Regions from separate parts of the Homo sapiens genome. Here region 2 is linked to region 1. A link is a loop called in an ENCODE intact Hi-C map of the cell type or tissue named here. Cell type or tissue: heart right ventricle. All regions are shown on one strand. Each heading gives the region's core, and the rest is flanking DNA. Links, peaks and the distances in the headings are about the cores only. Region 1 overlaps LOC105377505 (a long non-coding RNA gene). Region 2 has its middle 52 kb from the start of GUCY1A1.

The links. Peaks named below come from ENCODE experiments on the same cell type or tissue, not always from the same donor. Only the 100,000 strongest peaks of a DNase experiment are listed, where the experiment ranks them.
Region 2: it touches region 1 in a loop (2.1-fold over the local background); 1 of 110 quality-filtered maps calls a loop at or near these places.

Annotation. Positions count from the first base shown.
Region 1 is chr4:155,512,640-155,517,047 of GRCh38, forward strand. LOC105377505 (a long non-coding RNA gene) reads left to right here. Exons shown (of 3, transcript XR_001741895.2): 3 at 3,230-3,632. Among named protein-coding and RNA genes, the nearest start is that of MAP9, 140 kb to the left of the region's middle. In heart right ventricle, for the core only: no CTCF peak of the experiment used is centred there; no DNase peak of the experiment used is centred there; H3K27ac peaks cover 2,389 bases.
Region 2 is chr4:155,612,878-155,617,285 of GRCh38, forward strand. No RefSeq gene overlaps it. Among named protein-coding and RNA genes, the nearest start is that of GUCY1A1, 52 kb to the right of the region's middle. In heart right ventricle, for the core only: no CTCF peak of the experiment used is centred there; no DNase peak of the experiment used is centred there; H3K27ac peaks cover 2,004 bases.

The DNA of each region.
Region 1 (4,408 bases), core at 285-4,284:
TGGGTATCCTTTATTTCTAACTGGAATTGTACTTGACTAGCATTTTTGGAATAATTCTGTTGGCAGTAGTTCTTCTGAGTGAGTACTACAACAAAGTTGTATAAGTCTAACCATTTTAGAATCTACTCTAACCAGAGTGTCAACTCCAACAAGAAAACCCCTAAAAGGAAAGAAAGAGCTGCCAACTATTTGATGGTTTGACAAAGTGTGGCTGTTTTTCTGGGCTGTGATTTATTTAAATTTTGCAAGCCCTTATCATCTTGCAGGTTTTAGGCACTTTGGTGGTGATTCAGATAAGGTTAAATGAGTTGCTTCCAAAACACAAGACTGTCGGGTGGAAATACGGAAAGACTTAGTGCCAGGTTTTCTGATATTTGAACCAATGCGCTGCCTCAGAGTTATGGGATTCAGGAGGAATTATTTGACCTCTTTGACCGGGTTTCCTCATGGGAAACATTTTGTTGATGGTGATTTGCTTGCCTCATACAAGGAATCATGGAAAAAACAATGTTAAAAACTTTGAAAGTTCTGTTTCATTCTACACAATGACGCTAATTTCTCTTAAATTAACTTGAACTTTTTTTTTCTCCATCTGCACAAGTAATTAGCACAGGATAGCTAGATTGAATGTCCAGCTCTCACATTAGGTAGAGATGTTAAACATGCACGTGTATGCGCACACACGCACACTCACACTCACACACACTCACACTCACACTCACACACCACTGCCTGCCATGAAGCACAACCACACTCATTTTAAAATTACATTTATTTTATTTTTTACTGCATTTTTTGAGAATGTGAGGAGAAAGGTTAAGAGCTTGAACGTCCTTGTATCTCTCAGTAGTAAAACAAGACCCCTGGGAACATGTGTGCCTGTCACAGCTGCACCCCACACCCAATGCTCAGACTTAAAAAAAATGAGAATGGCTTCTTCCATCACCATTTTGACCTTCTTAAATAATATTAATGTTGATTTACAAGGTTTAAAATGGCAAAGAGGGACAATGAATATGCTAAAATCTTGCTTTATCTGTAGTTATAAATGGTGAGCATGAAAGCAACACAAATAATTAATCTGGTTTCCTTTGTTTTGTCTTGGTCATTGGAAAGTCAAAAGTGAATCTTGGCCCAAATCTCTCATCTAGAGGATAGACTTGGAATAGACAATTACTATTTTTTGTATTTTTTGCTATTGTTCTTTTTTCAGCTAAATGCCTATGCATTGCTAGGAAATGTCAGGCTTTTTGGTCTTTGGTAATATTTTATTTAAGGACTTTAATGGAAATTAAAGAATATTACTTAAAGTTTTTTCCCATCTTGGTACTTTACAGGGTCAAAGAATGAAGGAGAAAAGAAAGAAAATGCAAAACAAACAAACAAACAAAAAAACTATGCAAAGTCTTCACTTAACCTGAATAAACTGAGTGTCATGGCAAATGCCATGTTCTTTGCATTTTTTTTTTTTTGGAGACAGAGTCTTGTTCTGTAGCCCAGGCTGGAGTGGAGTGGGGCAACCACAGCTCACTGAAGCCTGGAACTCATGGACTTAAGTGATCCTCCAGTCTCAGCCTCTGGAGTAGCTGGGACTACAGGCACACACCACCGTGCCTGGCTAATTTTATTTTTTGTAGAGACAGTCTCACTATGTTGTGCAGACAGTGCATATGTTCTTTTCATATGTCCTTTCCTATTGAACACACAAACCAAATCAAATTTACCAGATTTCCATGGACATGTAAATTTGATTTCGCTTTAACTATGAGCCATTGATTTCAGGGTACTGTGTTTTTTAGCATTTAGGTTTTACATTATGATTTTATCTTCAGGAATTCATTGATTTACACACTATATCATAAAATACATAGAACCTATGGTCAAATATCAGAATCAATGTTCTCTGAACTGAGCAACAATGGAGAGAAATCCCAGAGCTTTACATAATGGCTCTATTGCAAATTTACAGTCTTGAAGCTCAGTTGAGCAGTTTAGACCGCTTATAAATTATGGAAAGTTGGGCAGAATATTTGAAATCTGGACTATCCTAGAATAGCTGGGAAGAAGTTTAAGGTTCAGTGTAGGGTGGGAGGAAGAGACAGCTGTCAAAAATTCTAGCTTGGGTAACTGAGACAGAAGATGCCAGAAGATGAGGTATTTTTAGAGGAAGGATGATGAGTCAATTTGGGACACACTGGATAGGAAGCACTTGTTGGACATCTAGATAGAGATGACCAGTTGAGAGTTAAATATAAAATGTGAAACTCAGAGAAGTAGTCTAGGCAGCCCTCAGAAAATGAACTTGACTTAAGCCATTTGAGGAAGAAAACGAACACAGTTTAACAGTTGCATTGAGCAGGGCTCCCCTGTAGGCACAAAATTAGAATGAAAATCATATATAATTATTCCCTTATCCTGGCCTACCATCAGAGCCACTTACTGCAGCGTGAGGTCTCTTTTAGTCTGGATTCTGAGTGGACAGTGGAACTTCAGAGGAGAGCAGAGTGTGCTCAATTCCTGTTTGGGCAGGAGAGGGCACAGAGTCAGCAGCGACTTGCAACCAAAGGGTAGTTTCCTCACTGTAAGGAAAATTCTGGACAATAATATTAAATGATTGCTCACAGAAAGATGGATTTAAGTGCTCTGAAAACAATAACAGCAATGCTTTGGCTTGAAAAAGAGGTAAACTCTTCCAAAATTAGAGAGAGATTTTATGTAGATCAAAAAAGGTAGTAAGAAAAGCTATCACACCGACTGCTAGTAATAACTGACATTGGACATTGCTAGGTCTGGGCACTATGCTCAGTGCTTTATGTATATTAACTCATTTAATTCTCACTAAACCCTGTGGAGTAGGTACTGTTATCATTTTACATATGAGGAAACTGACACCCAGAGATTTTAAATATTTTACCCAGGGTTAAACAACTAATAAGGAGCAGAGCAGAGGCTTGAGTTTAGGCAATCTGGGTTCAGAGATCATGATCTTATAATACACTTCCTGTGTTAACACAAAACAACCCACTTTGGTTTCAACATACCATATGCAAGGTTCATACTGGTACAATTTGCACCGTAAATAGAGCAAATGCTATGAAAAAGCTGATAGATAATAGGAAGCTTTAATATCTCTACTCATTTAATCCAGAGTTTTACTCCCCGTCACCATGGAGAAACTATGCAGTGCTATGAAAGAATGCTCATCAGTGTTTTGTGGTTTTTTTTCCAGCTATCTCCTCTGCAGAACTCTGTGCTAATGATAGAATTTGCATACTAATGATAATTGCAACCAAGAAAGCTGTATTCTCTTTCTACTCGAGGTAATTGAATAAAGAAGTGCTGTGGGGCAATTACTGCAGTTAGTTATAGAAAATTCTCTGAAAAATAAGACCAAAACATATATACTCAAATTCAGTATGATTGCATTTATCAACATTATTTGCTTCTTTTAAATCATAATAATAATAGACAGAATTATTGCTCTGGGTTCTTTGACTGTGTTAACCCAGTCATCTCAATGGCTCTATTATTTAGGCTTATATTTTTCCATTTTATGGATAAGAAAAAAAAGAAGTTTAACAATGTGCCCAATAACACAGGTATGAACTTTAAAAAGGCTATTAAGAGATCATTTATATCATAGTTCTATTCTCTTATTTTTATTCTATCTTTTGATTATTATAAAATTAATTATAAATAGTGCCAGACATATTTTGCTGTTATAATTTTACTACATAATGGAACACTTTTACTCTACTATTTCAGTGCCCTTTTACTTGATTACGGCAAAATTCTTTGCTAATGACACCTTAACATGCATGACTGTGTTGTTGGGTTATTTTTTCCATGGGAGTTTCACTAATTCCATTTATTTGCCAGTCGGTGTACTTCAACATTTTTAATTTATATTAGCATTAGAAACCCATTGAAAACACAAGTCAATACTCAATTCAAAATAAGGTGACTTTACTTTCTTTAGGTATAAGAAATCCTAAACTCTGAACCACAATAAAAAACTGCAGGATTAGAAACCTAGATTCAGGACAAGACAACCAAAATCATAAAGACTCCTTTACAACTTCATAGTTTGTGCAATCTTAGCAAATAATATTATTTTCATGATCAGAAAGTGTATTTAAACTTTAACGTTTTTATTTTATTTTGTCTAATTTTTATTGGCCTTACAGACAAGATTATTTTATTCTTTTCTAATTGCTTTAATGTCTTTCTTGTTCGATATTTTCTGTTTTTCTGTTCAGTTATCATGACTGCCTATTTAGAAACAGACTTTCGAAGGTGTGAGTCTTAAAGTCAGAGCATAGCCAGTCCTCATATTTATTGGTAATTGACTTTTTTTTTTTTTTTTGATAGGGTCTCACCTGTTGCCCAGGCTACAGTGCAATAGTGA
Region 2 (4,408 bases), core at 298-4,297, 100 kb after region 1:
CCATCTGCTTGGATATTTTTTAAATATATGTTTATACTCTTTAAAATAAAAGTATATACTTTTAAAAGTATATGTTAAGGTATGTATTTATACTTAAGTCTATTAAGTATAAAACATCAAAAATTGTATGCATTTGGTTCTCCTATTAATAATGTTAAATTTAGAAAATTTATTAACCCTATTAGAGCATCATATACCCTCCTGGAGCTGGAATAAAAGTTTGGTGATTTGATGGAAAGATCAGGTAAGGAGGAGTTCAAACAAAATTATGACTTTCCATCTCTCACCCACAACTACTAGAGTTACTAGTGCAAGCACAGAGACTCTGGAGATAACAGAAAAAGTGTACATTTCAGTGATCAGAATCATCAACAAATTCTGCTTTATGGGGAGCAAGGACACACCCATGAAGTAGAAGCAGGCATCCTGGATGCAACCCTAAAAGAGAAGTGATTGATGGAATTGTTCGATAGAGCCTTCTTATCTTAGTTCCAATTTATCTTCTTCCTTTTAAAACTAGATCCCCTTCTCCAGCATCTCCAGACTGACAGAAAATGAACAGCAAATAATGGAAATCCCTTATATGTGGAAATATGTTTTCATCGTGTCTTGGCCCCAAGTGTGTGAAAAAAGTAAGACTTCTTTATTTTCTAATGAGGTTCACCTTTTCTTTCTGACCCTGACATTTTAACTAGACTGCATGGCATTCTTTCTCATTTATAACAACCAATTAATATGTACCTGGCACACACACAAGTGAGCAGATTTTTAAAAAATCTGAGTAACACTTTCGACAGGAAAGAAGATAAACCTAACATCTTATGGCATAAGCATCCTGAAGTCAATTTCCACTTCTCCACTTCTCTTTCTCACCCCCCATCTCTGTGTCCATTACTGGCCATTTTAGTATTGTGAAGTTGATACAGCAGGATTCACTCTTGGAGATGAGAATTCTGGTAAACGGTGGCTTGAACATAGCTTCTGCTTCTAATATTGATAAAAATGATAAGTGGCTTACAATACTAAATGTAATATTAATATTTTAATTTGAATATAAATTTCATAGTTAGAAACTTAGTAACTAAAAGAATGTACAAGCACAAGTTTTTGGTTAAGAGTCTATCTGAATTTTTAATAACTTCATGCAAAATTGTAAGACCTAATCCAAAATCATGGGGTAATTGTGGCTCTTAGAAGTTTAAGTTATTACATCTTTGTAATTCTCAGTTTTCTCATCTGTAAAATGAGGAATGAGAGCCCGTATTATTTAACATGAGTCTATGATCAGTCTGAACTTAAGAAAAGTTTATCAAAACCTGTATTTTGTACCTGGACTTGGATACCACCACAAGAGAAATGTGAGGTGGTCATTTATTTATTTGTCATATGCTCAAAATTAATAGTAAAGGCTGAATGTTGAAAGTGGTGACATCATCAGTAGCAAAGCATAGGGATGTTTTGTCTCCTTTATCTATACCTGAAAATGTATGCAGGGAAGGGTATTAATGCTAAAGTAGATTTTATACAAATGGGATTTGCTTGGAAGGACAGGGAGACAAATCAAAACTTGTCAGTAAAATGATTTGAAGGGACATGACTTGTAAGGTTTGTAGAGCTGGATAAGTATTATTTAGTTTTGAACACACAAGCAAAATTCATTCTAATATGAGTTGTCCATGGAATCTACACAGCTATGCTTAGGGCAGTTAGTCATCACTATCTCTCTGAAGTTTGAACACTAGCACAGACCTGTTTCAACTGCTATTATACTATATCAGCAGCTGTTTTTTTTCTTTTTAAATATACATGTTATTTAATTTTTCAAAAAATTATTAGCTTAAGATTTATTAATTTAAAAATCCTATGCAATTGAAATTTAATGTCATTATTTATTTTTCCCTAATAAGAACTAATTAGTGTGAGAAAGCTTTGTTAATCCTTATCAGTAAATTAGACAGGAAGAAAATGTCCTTTTTTTTGCCGATGCTGAAGTTGTTGGTCATAGATAAAAGACAACTGGTATGCTCTTATGCCAAAGTTAAAAAATATTCTGTTTATTTTTTGATTAGGCCTGATCAAGATCAAATATTTCATACAAGTGTAAATCAAAAAGTGTCTGAAACAGGTCTCAATTAATTTAGAGATTTATTTTGCCAATGTTGAGGGCATACCCAGGGAAAAGAGACACATGTCACAGTAGAATCTGTGGCTCGTGCTTTCTCCAAAGATGGTTTTGAGGATTTCACTATTGAAAGAGGAAAGAGAGGGCAGGAAGGAAAGAGGAACAGTCAACTACGTACTCAGTCAATCTGCATTTAACATAAGATAAAATAAACATAGATTAGAGGAACTAGTCAAATATACATTTGTCTCAGGGTGGGCAGAGGGATGATCTAGTCTTGTCTTTGTCCTGTACCTGTGAAGATAAACTGTTCTTTATATTGTCAGTCTCACCCCCAGTGGGAAAGGAGTGCAGTTTCAATCTTCAGCAGTAGCTTCAGCAACAAAACATCTGCTAACAACAAACTACTCTCTCTTTTAATTTCTACCTCTTTTCTTTACCCTTTTTCTATTTTTATTTTCCCTTTTTCTTTGTTTTCTTTCCTTGTCATTTCCTTTTCACCAGATGTTCACTTTCTCCTGTTCTCTTCTCTCCCTATCACACCGCATCTTCTTAGTTCTACTTTTTTTTTTTTAAACTTATTCGGCTCTCTATAACTTCTTTCTTTTTCACTTCTACCTTCCCTTTTACTTTCCTTCTTTTTTCATTTTGAGCACTCCAGTAAAACACTTATCATTCAAAAGGCAACATTCCACTGTGCATATACAGAAACACTAAACAAACTGTATTTAGGGAGGAGCATATATTGTCTAAATCCAGTTTTTCAAAGGCAGTTTCTAAAAATAAAATTCATATCAGAGAATGTAAAGGTTTGGGTGGGAAATGCTGTGTCAAATTGTCAGTTGTCTTTATAACCTGACATGAAGTGTGTATTAATGAATTATACAAAATCAACACACAACAAATTGCCTTTCATCTTCTCTTATGGGTTTCAGAGCTGTCAGAAGATTCGGCAGTCTATAATTAGAATGAAAACAAGTCCAGCTTCTCTAATTTTCTTTTCTATTTCTAACAGAAGAATTGATTCTAGACAGTTAACTATAAAATTCAGTAGTTATTAATTTTTCCACCCAAAAGAAATTTTATGTATCTTCCATTTCTTCTAACTTGTTATTTTTATCTAAGAAACATCTTTATTTATACCAGAGTCAATGAGTCAATCCTGAAACTGCATTATTTCAATGAGGTTAATACATATTGTAGAAGACAGATAATTTTGTGCCTTTTCAGGAGCAGTAGCTAAATAAAACATATTGAAAAAAGACATTTTTAGTAAAAAGTATGTATGGCCTGTTTATTCTCATCAAATTGTAGACTTAGTATCTGATCTTAGCTCCACACTCTCTGGCATTCCTGTTTGCTTACTGTCAGAGGACAAGTAACAGCAGTCCTTGGTTAGCAAGGAAAAAAAAATACCCAATCCTCTCTAGAAATATTTCAAACTTTCTAAAGTAGGATTAGTGGGCTACGAGGAAAAATTATTAGCTCTTGGTCAAAATACAATTGATTCAAAACAGACTTACATCAGGGCAGCCATAGGCATTGGGTTAAGAAGAGGAAAAGGAAAATAAAGAAATTGTTTTGGATTTCAAGTTTAGGGAATTTATTTCAAGTCTAAAAAGAATAACCAAAGGAACATAAGCTTAAAATGAAAATAACAGCAGTATGATTCTTGGAAAAGAAACAATATTTTTTCAATACAGTAATCAGTACATATGAGGCATCTACTATACCAACAATGCTATAATATTTATATCGATAAATTAGAGTGACATAGAGCAATCTGTATATTGGACCAGAGTTGTGCTAAAATAAGGCAATGCAGTGCATGGTTGACCTCAGAGAAGTTATTTCACACTGTAAGTATCCATTAAAAACATCAGCGATAATGTCATCAAATTGGCCCTTGATTTGAGCTGGAGCAATTATTCCTACAATTTAGTTTCAATAATTTACATTATTTAGTAATATTATTTTAAGTCAACTTCCAAATAATACATAGGAATGCCAAATTAATGTAGCTTTATGTTTCAACTAAAGACAATAATATATAAATTTTTATGAAATGTTCTATTCCATTAAGAATCTTCTCTAAAGAGTCAATGAAGACATGAGATCATACATGTATAAAAATATATTAAGGGCTTATTGTATAATTGACTTGTTATATTCTAACTGAAAAATATGGTGTCTCTAAAGCCATATAAATATCTTTGCAGAAATATATTATAATATTCACTTTTTATTTACTTAGTAAATATCCCAACCATTTGTAAGAAAGAATAA